2 separate regions of the Homo sapiens genome follow, and region 1 is linked to region 2. The links are chromatin contacts, found by Hi-C in ENCODE. All regions are on one chromosome and are shown on one strand. The core of a region is the stretch at or near the end of the contact, and the rest is flanking DNA. Distances in the headings are between cores, read along the strand shown.

Region 1 (5,855 bases), core at 1,648-4,147, 40 kb before region 2:
CTTAAGTTTATGATGGTCAATAAGCTGACACTGCTGTTAAATGATGCAAGCTCTCTGCTGGGGAGCATTGCCAGGTTGGAGGGAGAGGGTGCTTCTCTCACAGAATTCTTTTCCCATTCTCTGGATGAGTCTCTAGTCACAAGCTTAATTGTGTATAGCACTGACCACTGTCCACAGTTTGTTGAGTTGAGACCACGCAATTTACTTTCTTTTGAGTTTCTGAGAAATCTGATGAAACCCTAGACATTGAAGCCACTAAACTTATTTCCATTCATTAATAGGCAAGGAAATCATTTATTCTTTTCACTGAACTTCTCTACACAAAATGAAATACTCAGAAAATAGGCATAAATGTAGATCACGAAATAACATTGGCTTTCAACTTTAGTTCACCTGCTTGAAAACATGTTCATATTCAAACATAAATGAGGCATTATTGGAATATCATGTCATGGTGTCTTTCTCTCCTTAAGAGAAATGTGCTCTGTATCATTGGCAGGCTTTCTACATGGATACATTTGTGATAAGACTGTGATTTGGGGGTTGGGTTTTTTGGGGGTTTTTTTTATTGTTGTTGTTTTGCTTTTTGAGACAGGGTCTCACTCTGTCACCCAGGCTGGAGTGCAGTGGCGCGATCTTGGCTCACTGCAACCTCTGCCTCCTGGACTCAAGCAAATCTCCTGCCTCAGCCTCCCAAGTAGCTGGGATTACAGATGCCTGCCACCACACCTGGTTAATTTTTGTATTTTAGTAGAGACAGGGGTTTCACCATTTTGGCCAGGCTGGTATTTGAACTCCTGACCTCTGGTGATCCGCCTGCCTTGGCCTCCCAAGGTGCGGGGATTACAAGCATGAGCCACCGCTCCCAGCAACTGTGATCTTAAAGATCTTAAATGCCAAAAGGAATATCCTGATGGGAAGGAAATGGCTCCACAAAGCTAGGAAATGGCTTGTTTCCAAACCACCTGCTCCATACTGCCGTTTCATTCACAGCCAAATTCTTCAACCTAACTTGGGTGTCTCTATGGGACCAAACTTCTCCAAAGGAACCTCCTCCAATAGCCTTCTTTATTCTGACCACTTTCAATGTGTTGCTTTCTTGCCATAGGCCTTAAATAACCTTGCTTCCAAACATTTTTCCCATCCTCTTCTAATTTTGTCTTATCATTAAGCTCCCAGCTTCTAGGAGAACGTCTCAGATGAGCTCTTCTACACTGTCCCTCCAGCATTCTCTGCCCAAGCCTGGCATGTGCTTTGCACCACTTTGCTTACAGATACGGTACTTTGGCTTACTCTTGTGTCTGTGCTATGCACGCACTTGGGGATGTGGTGTGTGTGTGTGTGTGTGTGTGTGTCTTAATCACTTTGGGCTGCTATAATAAATTACCATAGACTAGGTGGCTTATAGGCAACAGAAATTTACTTCTCACGTTTCTGGAGTTTGCAAGGCCTAGATGAAGTCCCCAGCAGATTCCATGTCCGGTGAGGACTTGCTTCCTTGTTCACAGATGGCATCTTCTCGCTGTGTCTCACACAATGGAAGGAGCAGGCAGCTCTCTGTGACCTCTTTATGCTGGCACTAAGTCCACTCATAAAGGTTCTGCCCTCATGAACTAAGTACCTCCCAAAGACCCCAACTCCTAATATTCTCACTTGGGGGGTTAGGATTTCAGCATATGAATGGGGGGCATAAACATTCATATTAGAGCTGTGTGTGTGTGTGTGTGTGTGTGTGTGTGTGCGTGTGTGTGTGTGTGATGTTTCTCCAACTAGCTCTATAGATTCTGGAATTCTGTTATTTATATTTTACATTTCTGCTTGCCCAGATCCTCACAGTTGGTAGATGATCAAAACAACATGCTCATCAAATGAACCAAGAGAAGGAAAAGCCCTTCTTGAAATTTAAAAATTCAACCCCCGAGCCATCCTTCTCATGAAATCATCCACAATATCCCCCACTCACCACACCAACCCATGTTAGAATTAAATAAATGTTCCTTTGTCTGGGCTCTTAGAGAGCTTGGCGTTTTCCTTTTAGCACTTGAGCACATACTCTGGCTTGTCATATATCTGCTTGCATGTGTTTTTGTCCCCTCTGGGCTGTGACTGCACTGAGATCAGGAATCGTATTTACTAAGGGTCTACTGTGTGCATGATAGCAGCTTGACACGCGAATCTCTAATCCATATAATGGCCATTCTGTGTCGATATTAAAATCTCCATTTTAAAGATGAGAAAACTGTGGCTTATAGAGATGGAAGTAATACACAGTGGGTAAGAAGCTGAGCTATGATGTTGTTCTCAAGGTCATGCTTCTGCTCCTCCCCTGTGTTTTCCTGTAGGAGAGGGGTGCCGAATTCTCGTTCCCTAAGACTCCAGGCTTCTCCCTGTCCCCTTACTCCCTCCTCCTCAGAAAGCTGAAAAGCTGTCTCAGTGTGATGGTTTTGTCTGGAAGGAGAACCTGGAGGCACTTTCTTCTTCTCTTCCTTTCTCTTCCATTTTTCTCTGCTTCTAATCACTGTAAGTCTTTTGGAAGAAGCTTCGGTTCCTGTAGCCAAAGGCATGGGGGATTGTAGTTTGGGAGATCTAAACTCAAACTCACTAATACCTAGCACGGTATGTCAGCAATCTTAGAAAAGAGACCAGAAGTAAAATTTCAGAAGAATAAAATGTATGTAGAGCGTTTGAGCCAGCAAAGTGGATTTGAGCCTTGGATCTTAGTGTATGAGCAGGTGTTTTAACTTTGGAAGGTTTAGAGGATCATACACAATGGTTAATACAACTGTGAAATTGGATTTTAACCACTACAGCCCGGGCAAATGCTTTAAGCCTTGAGCTATGTACTACTTGACCTTGGTAAGTGGCTGTGGCATATGCCTTTGTTCACAGGCCATTGACAGCTTACAGAGAGGCAGGGTTGCTTGCATAGTGCCAAAAGCTGATAAGGTGTCCCAGCCTCATCAAAAGGGCAAGGTAGTTCAAGGATTAGCGAAGGCACAGGGGACCACACAGCCACCAAAAAGCTAAGCTTAGTTCACACAGGTGTCCTCCATAGATGGTGTCTCTTGGAGCTTGTGAGCCAATCCTGGCCCTACAGGCTCAACACAGGTGTGGGCCGTTAGCATGTGAAGGTGGCCTCTGCATACAGGTGCTTCAAGGGGCCCTTGACCTACACAGGTGCAAGATTTCCTAAGCAGACACAGGTAAAGCAATGATTCATCTATAGAGAAAAGAGAACTGAGACATTAGGGTTCGGAACCTATTTGCTGTTTTTAAATTACAGTGCTAGAGAATTGCATTTGCACTGCAGAGCACTAAGTAAGGTTCTAGATTTAAATTGTTAGTGCCAAGCATAAGAAGGCAAAGCAAATGGAAAATGCGAATTAGGAGGTGATGAATATGGTGGATGGCAAAAATAGAAAGATCAATTACTGGAGATGGGGTGACCATCATGGCAAATTTCTAGTTTGCAACGAGGTATGCTAGTATGATAGTGGAGGTGTACATGTGTGGATTTTCCTCCCAGACATGGTACCTGCCCTTGCTTGGAGACTGTTTTTCCCCATTATGTTTTTCAAAGCTCATGAATTCATGACAACTAGCATCATCTGGAGAAGACAGTAGCTGGGCAGATTTCCCTAGCTATCTTATCCCTGACTCATCTGATTCTCTGCTGTTTTCTGTGACAAACTACTTTGCTGGCTTCTAGAAACCTAATTTTGCTGGAAATAGCTGCCCCTGGAGTTAGGAATGGGCTGCTTTGCTCAATTTGGTGGATGTGGGGTCAGGGTTCTGATATATGTTCTATTAACTCTTTAAATTATTTTATAAGAATTTTTTTTTAATCTTAAGGAAACCAGAAAATAACAAGTGTTGGTATGGATGTGGAAAAATTGGGTGGCGAGTTGGGGGAAAGAAAGGCATTGAAGAACTTTTGACTGAACTAATATCACTTCTGAGACCTAAAAAGAACTATGCCCATTCCAGATAGAAACAAACTAGGCATCTCCCTAGACTACAGTCCTCAAAGTATGGCTCATCGGCCATTAACGGTTCTCCGGACATTTTCAGGGGTTCTGCCATGTCAAAACGATTTTCAAAATAAAAGTAAGATGGTATTTGTGAGTCTGTTTTTTCCATTTATTGACATTTGCACTGGTGGCACAAAAGCATGGGGAGGTAAAGAGCTTGCCCTTAGCATATGTCAAGACACAGCACTGATGGGCTTCAGGACATGCTACTCCAAAATATGGTACCTCGACATTTGAGAAAACAGCAGAAACAGCAGAGGAAGGTCCCCTTAAAGCAAGCCATAAAACGTAGAAAGAATTCTCTGACCTTCCTCTGGACCAGGTCATAAGACCCTCATGTGAGAGATGCCCACCCTATACCCAGAGGAAAGAGATGTCCTTGTCTCTGCAGACAGAAACACAAAGAACAATGTAGACAAACAGGACTTGCTAAGTTTCCCCCAACTTATTACCATTAAACCATACCCCTTTTGTCCAAGCATACTTTTCCACAAGTATTCACTTCTTCACCAAACTTAGCATAAAAAGATATAGGTTCCCCTATTCCTTTGTTTCTTCATTTCCTTATGAAGGCTCCTATGTCACGTAAAACTAATTAAGTCAATCTATCATTTTTTATAGGAACCCTGCCATGAACTTTGCTACAGGTGAGGAAAAGACACTACCTTCTCTCTTCTCTCCACTATGACACCCAAGTATACTAGCAGTCATTGAATTATTCACCATCAAGCACTCACACACAAAAAAAATTAAGTCACTTTCACTTAAGACTGTCCTTAATGAAACTGTAAAAAAATATTAGTTTTATTAAATCTTATCGATTGAGGACATGTCCTTTTAATAGTTCATGTGACAAAGTGGGAAGTTGCATAGATTACATTTGCAACATACCAAAGTATGAAGGTTGTTTCAAGGGCAAGCACTGTGCAGTTGTTTAGATTAAGAGAGAACTAGGCTTTTTCTTTTCTTTTTTTAAATGAGCATTTCTTTTATCTTAATGGAACTACTGTGATTATTCAAACCTGGGTATTTGACAACTATTTGCTCAAAAATAAACAAGGAAAGCCTGTCACTTCAAGGAGAATAGCTGACAATAATTGTCACTAATAATAAAATTCAAGCTTTCAAGTGAAAATCAGGATTTTAAAAAACATGTGTCCAGCACTGTGAGCTTGACAGCTTCTTAATACCGAAAGACTTTTCTGATGAGGTGCATGGAAATATTACCAAATATGATTTTTTGGTATTGTATAATGAAACGTGTCAAGATTTGGGAGATCTGCCTAACTCAGTGAACCAATATTTTCCATATGACCAACATATGATGTTAACAAAATTATGCATGGATAAGGGATTCTTTCAAAATGCAAGATGCTATCATGGATTTTAATACAGCAACGTGTGAAAACTTCACTGACCTGGTTTCAGATTCAACGCATTGCACTAACTTTTCAGAAACTACCACTTGTCAATCATCATCATAATATCAAATAAGAAAATCCACCATTATCTGAAACTGGTATAAAAATATGCCTGCCTTTTCCAACTGCATGTCTGTGTGAGGCTGAATTTTCTTCAGATTATTCAACCAAAAAACATATTGCAACAGATTGAAGGCAAGAGCAGAATCCAGCTGCCTTCTATTAAACCAAACATGAGAAGGATTCGCCAACATGAAAAAAAAAAAGCTACACTTTTTCACTATATTTTTTAATTTATTTTTAATTGACAAATAATTTCATATATTTATGGGGTACAATGTGATGTGTTGATATATATCATATATATCAAATATAATATATATATGGTCTACCATGTATATGG
Region 2 (6,580 bases), core at 2,502-5,001:
ATTTGATTAGATCATTGGCAGGGAGAAGGTCTAAGGAAGTGGGAGCTTGGTTTAGATTGGATGCTGCCAGAATGTGGGGAGAATCCTATTATTTGGTATATTAATATTTTCCATGGGGAGGGCAGACTAGAGCAAGGATAAAACTGTAATTGATAAAGAAACAGCGGTCACTCATTTTAGCTGAGAGAGGGAGATGTTTGGTATTTTATGGGTTGCACATGGCCTTGCTTTGTCTCACTTCATCATGGTCTCAGAGTGACCTTGCTTGGTCCTGGTTGCTCTGTGAGATTGTTTATGTAAGCAGGAGAACAGGGCCCAGCTATGAGCTCCAGGCCAGCTTGCAACAGCACTGAGGTCCAGCTAGGAGTATAAGGCTCCCAGATGGCAGAGACTGCTTTTCATTTCTTTATTTTTTACTTCCCTAAAACAATGCATTTTAACTTGGGGCAGAACGTTATATCAGCACCTCTTCACCTGAGAGTCCCTCGATACAATTAGATGCTTCTCTGAGCAACCTGCACAAGATACTCTGTGAAACATTTATGTGAAAAATCATCCTCAAAGTGTCTTCTGCACCAGACACTTTTCTCTTTTCTTACCAACTCCAACTCTCCCTCACCCAGAGATAGCTGATGTGATGCTGAGTTCTGCCCGCTTTGTGCCTCCAATCCTCCAATCCCAGAATTTGGAAATTCTGGGAGATGCCAAACAAATATGAACAAAGAACAAAAGGGGAAAAAAATAAAAATGAGATGGAAAAATATACGGAATTTTTCATAAATGTTGCTCATTACACCAACAAGCCAATCAGAGCAAATACTGCCTGATTCTTTTCATTAGTTAGTGACAGGTCAGTGGCCATATTAGCATCAAGGTAGAATTCCTTGTATAGAGAAAATTTGGAGGGTATGTGTGTCCTCTTGAAGGAAGATGGAGATGAAAAGAAAAATGTTTAATAAACAGTTTATTTTTGGGGGGGTGAAATAGAGAAGGGGATATGAAAGTAAATTGTATTTGAGCTTCTGGTACATAGATATAGAAAATTGGTGAATATCAATTAAAAGCCACTGTCACATACATACATAGACAAACATACATGTTTGAGTTTTTTTTTTTTAACACTATATATGATTCCCTTACAGGAAAAGGGTTACTTAGTGGACTAAGTGATGAGAGGAGAAGGAAATATCCAATGAGAACATTTGGCTTTCCTCATTTTTGAGCAGGTCTACATTATTTATTGCTTCTAGACTGCAAATCTGCACAGCATATTACTGTACTGAATACTGTAGGAAATTATAACATGATGGTAAGTCAAAATATGGTATTATAACCTTATAGTACCACCCTTCATATATGTGATCCTTCATCAACTGAAACATCGTTATATGGCACATGACTGTTTATAATACAATCAAAGAAATGTAAACTGACAAGGCATTTGGCAATATTAAATAATTATTGTTAATTTTTTTAGATGTGACAATGATATTGCAGGTATTTTTTAAAAGAGTCTTAATCCTTTAGAAATACAAAATGGAATCTCTATAGATGAGATAGCATCTGGGATTTGCTTCAGAATAATTGCTCTGTGGGGAGGGAATAGATGAAATAAGATTGGCTGGGTGTTGATAATTGCTGAAGCTGGTGATGGGAATGCTGGATTCATAACAACATTCTCCCTACTTTTAGATATACTTGAAATTTAGGGCCGGGCATGGTGGCTCACACCTGTAATCCCAGCACTTTGGGAGGCCGAGGCAGGCAGATCACCTGAGGTCAGCAGTTCAAGACCAGCCTAGCCAGCATGGTGAAACCTCATCTCTACTAAAAATACAAAAATTAGCCAGGCATGGTGGCTGGTGCCTGTAATCCCGGCTACTTGGGAGGCTGAGGCAGGAGAATAGCTTGAACCCAGGGGGCGGAGGTTGCAGTGAGCCGAGATCACTCCATTGCACTCCAGCCTGGGTGACTCTGTCTCAAAAATAAAAGAATTCTGGACTGTAATTTTTAAAATTTAAAATAAACATACACACTCTTTTACACAATAATTTCACTTTTGAGAAATGATACAAATTATAGACAAATTTTCCTTTTAAAATTATTTGTAATAGAAAGAAACTAAGTGTATCTATTTAGATTATAGTAATTCCTTTCATTATAATATGTAGCCTTTGATTATGTCAAGGAGCAATTTTTAAAGACACGAAAATGTGCTTTATTCTTTGTTAACTAAAATATATATCAAGATTATAATATCTCATATAAGTGAAATATATATTACATAAAAGACTGGATTTATTTCTAAATAAGGCCATGATTATTATTAAAGGGCATGTATAATTATGGCTAAGATTGCAGGTTCCAGAGTGAATTGGAGCCTCAGCCCAGCCACACAACACCTATGATCTCAGACAAATTACTTTGTCTCCATTTTCTAAACTCCCCAGTGGGGATAAGGATGGTACTTACAAAGTATCTACCTAGTAAGTGCTTAATAAGTCTTGGCTATTATTACCATTCCCAGTATCAAGCATATAATAAATGATGACTATTGGTTGCCTGAAATTTGATTATTTGTATGGATCGTACTGTCAACTTGAAATAAAAATACATAAAAAGGATTTATTTAGGAATAAACAAAGAAATAGGATTACAATTTCGGACAGATACAGAGACCAGTGTGGTCTCTGGTATGTCCAGAAAACAAAGGAAAGTTAGAGTTTTACTAGGGAGAGAGGAGGGTATACAAGTTGTTTTGAAAGAAAGCTCGTTGGTGTTGGCATCATCTAACAAGAGCTGGCAAATTCTGATTGACAAGTGTCAGCAGTTGCTAGGTCGGACTTGTAATCTTGGAGTTATGTTTAAGCCCTTGTAGTTTTGAACTGGGCTTGTGAGACAGTTTTTGAAACAAGCAGGTGTTCTTGTATAAGTGGCTAGCCGTCCTTGTGCTGCTAACTTGCCTTGAGTGACTCACGTAGTAAGCTGCAGTTTGAAAACATTTCTTGTGATAGTTCCCATTATCAGGAAAATTGTGCATGAGAGCCCTCCATGGCCTTCCCCAGCTCCATTTGCTAGGGTTTGACACAAGGGACTCCATTTTTGTTATGACAACTTTCACACCACAGTTGACCCTTGAACAACATGGGGGCTAAGGGGCTAACCCTCTGCGCAATAGAAAATCCATGTATAACTTTTAACTCACCAATAACTTAACTAATAGCCTACTGTTGACCAAAGCCTGACCAGTAACACAACCAGTCAGTTAACCACATATTTTGTACTTTATATATATTATATACTGCATTCTTGACAATAAACTAGAGAAAAGAAAATGTTATTGAGACAATCACACAGAAAAGAAAATCTATGTCCTATTCATTAAGTAGAAGTGGATCATCCTGAAGGGCTTCATCCTTGTTGTCTTCACCTTGAGTCAGCTGAGCAGGAACAGGAGGGAGAAGAGGGGCTGGTCTTGCTGTCTCATGGGTAACAGAGGTAGAAGAAAATTCTCATCTAAGTGGATGCGCACTGTTCAAACTCATGTCAAGGGTATTTATAATTTTCCAAAGGGCTGTTGCCACCTTATTGCATTTTATTCTAATAATAACAGTCAGATGATAACTGTTCACAAAATGAAGATGAAAACTTAGCTACAGAGAAGTCGGCCAGACTTTCCTGCGTGACCTTGGTAGTCTGCTGGTGATTCAGAATCTCCCTACCTCAGCCTCCTGGCTTCACTCAGCCAAGACTCCTTATCCACCAACAATAAACAGCACCATGTGGCTGGCTGTTCACCACTGTCCATCAGGCCCAGACATTGTTTTTAATCCCTCTACTCTAACAGAAAATGGTTCCAAATTCCAGGACTGAAGCGATAAGAGCTCCCCTGCTAAGCACTCAGAAGCCAGATGCCATTTAATGTGCCTGGGGCCGCCGATAACTGATAGCACTCCACTACTCCAGCTAAATTTAATTTCTCCTGCCTCTGCTCGGCTTGTCTGGGCACCTTTAGAAGGGTGTTGTCCTGACAGCTGTCTTGATTCTGATGAGCTTTGTCTGCACCTGATTAGCATTCTATTTCTATGCAAATAAGCACTTGCCTTTGTGGCTCCTGGATTAATGGACACTGTGAATTGGAGCCCTGGTCTTCAGAATCCAGAGAGCTGTGGAATAAAAGGGGTGGATGGGACTTTACAGAATCAGAAGCCAAATGTCTTCATTTTAAAGATGAGGAAAGTGGGGCTGAGAGTGACCTAGTGGGTTTCCCAGGTGCATATCACTAGTGAGTGCAGTCAGTCCCAAAATTTGGATTATCATAGCCCATATTTTTATCTCTATGCTATAAGCCCCAGTTCAAATGAAAAAAAAGTTACAGATTTCTGATTACTATCAATTATTCAGTGTGTGTGTGTTTGTGAGAGAGAGAGAGAGAGAAAGGGAGAGGGAGAGGAAGGGAGAGAGATGCAAAAACAGAGGTAGGAGTGCATTTCTCCAAAGTGTAGGACTCACTCCTTTAAAGGGAGTGCTCAGTTAATAAATTCTAAAAAAAACTTCTATTTTTTAAATAAAAGTTATATTTAGTAAATGTATATGTTTAAATTATTGACCATTTTATTTGCTGAACAGTTTCATTAAGCTGATACTAAGAGTACAAACACATACTATGAAATGAATGACCAATAAATTTTTTTTTTTTTTTTTTGAGGCAGAGTCTCATTCTGTCACCCAGGCTGGAGTGCAATGGCGCTATCTCCGCTCACTGCAAGCTCCGCCTCCTGGGTTCACGCCATTCTCCCGCCTCAGCCTCCCGAGTAGCTGGGACTACAGGCGCCCGCCACCACGCCCAGCTAATTTTTTTTTTTTTTTTTGTATTTTTAGTAGAGACAGGGTTTCACCATGTTAGCCAGGATGGTCTCGATCTCCTGACCTTGTGATCCACCCACCTCGGCCTCCCAAAGTGCTGGGATTACAGGCGTGAGCCACTGCACCCGGCCCCTAAATATTTTAATATAAAAGGAGAGAGAAGGTTGTGGGGAGAAGCTATAAGTCAAAGGGAAAGATAAAAGAGGGGCACATCATTTGAAGATGAAACAGAAGGGAACCACGATTGCTTCATAAAAAAGTAAATTATTATAACTGACTTCCACCTCCCATAAATAATGGCAAATCAGCCACAGTCCTTGTCAGGCCTCTGAGCCCAAGCTAAGCCATCATATCCCCTGTGACCTGCACGTACACATCCAGATGGCCGGTTCTTGCCTTAACTGATGACATTCCACCACAAAAGAAGTGAAAATGGCCTGTTCCTGCCTTAACTGATGACATTGTCTTGTGAAATTACTTCTCCTGGCTCATCCTGGCTCAAAAGCTCCCCTACTGAGCACCTTGTAACCCCCACTCTGCCTGCCAGAGAACAACCCCCTTTGACTGTAATTTTCCTTTACCTACTCAAATCCTATCAAACGGCCCCACCCCTATCGCCCTTCGCTGACTCTCTTTTCGGACTCAGCCCACCTGCACCCAGGTGAAATAAACAGCTTTATTGCTCACACAAAGCCTGTTTGGTGGTCTCTTCACACGGACGCGAGTGAAATTTGGTGCCATGACTCGGATCGGGGGACCTCCCTTGGGAGATCAATACCCTGTCCTCCTGCTCTTTGCTCCCTGAGAAAGATCCACCTATGACCTCAGGTCCTCAGACCAACCAGCCCAAGGAACATCTCACCAATTTTAAATCGGGTAAGCGACCTCTTTTTACTCTCTTCTCCAGCCTCCCTCACTATCCCTCAACCTCTTTCTCCTTTCAATCTTGGTGCCACACTTCAATCTCTCCCTTCTCTAATTTCAATTCCTTTCATTTTCCGGTAGAGACAAAGGAGACACGTTTTATCCGTGGACCCAAAACTCTGGCGCCAGTCACGGACTAGGGAAGGCAGCCTTCCTTTGGTGTTTAATCACTGCAGGGACACCTGATTATTAACCCAGGTTTCAGAGGTGTGAGACCATGCAGGGACGCCTGCCTTGGTCCTTCACCCTTAGCAGCAAATCCCGCTTTTCTGGGGGAGGTGCAAGTTCCCCAACCCCTTTTCTCCGTGTCTCTACCCCTTCTCTGCTTTTCTGGGGCAGGGGCAAGAAACCCCCAACCCCTTCTCCTTCACCCTTAGCGGCAAGTCCTGCTTTTCTAGGGGAGGGACAAGTACCCCAACCTCGTATCTCTGTGCCCCAACCTCTTATATCTCTGTGCCCTGATCCCTTATTTCCACACCCCAACCTCTTATATCTCTGCGCCCCAATCCCTTATTTCCACGCCCCAACCTCTTATATCTCTGCGCCTTGATCCCTTATTTCCATGCCCTGACCTTGTATCTCTGTGCCCCGACCCCTTTCCCACTTTTCTGGAGGGTAAGAACCCCCGAACCACTTCCCTCCGTGTCTCTACTCTCCCTTTTCTTTAAACTTGCCTCCTTCACTATAGGCAACCTTCCACCCTCCATTCCTCCTTCTTCTCCCTTAGCCTGTGTTCTCAAAAACTTAAAACCTCTTCAACTCACACCTGACCTAAAACCTAAATGTCTTA

Evidence for each region. Hi-C counts contacts between places; a loop is a spot of excess contacts on that map. Pooled maps may share reads with other maps.
Region 1: a map of heart left ventricle shows a loop between it and region 2 (17-fold over the local background). The contact joins two enhancer-like sites. A Hi-C loop is called at or near these places in 3 of 168 maps with a recorded cell type or tissue (Right ventricle myocardium inferior, heart left ventricle and heart right ventricle) and 6 of 50 pooled maps.

The regions. Positions count from the first base shown.
Region 1 is chr5:16,375,979-16,381,833 of GRCh38, forward strand. The region is part of intron 8 of LINC02150 (long intergenic non-protein coding RNA 2150); the gene reads right to left. Among named protein-coding and RNA genes, the nearest start is that of LINC02150, 62 kb to the right of the region's middle. Within about 2 kb of position 2,898, at least 3 of the 41 ENCODE cell types and tissues checked have a DNase peak (open chromatin) inside an H3K27ac peak, as active enhancers do.
Region 2 is chr5:16,414,785-16,421,364 of GRCh38, forward strand. The region is part of intron 7 of LINC02150 (long intergenic non-protein coding RNA 2150); the gene reads right to left. Among named protein-coding and RNA genes, the nearest start is that of LINC02150, 23 kb to the right of the region's middle. Within about 2 kb of position 3,752, at least 3 of the 41 ENCODE cell types and tissues checked have a DNase peak (open chromatin) inside an H3K27ac peak, as active enhancers do.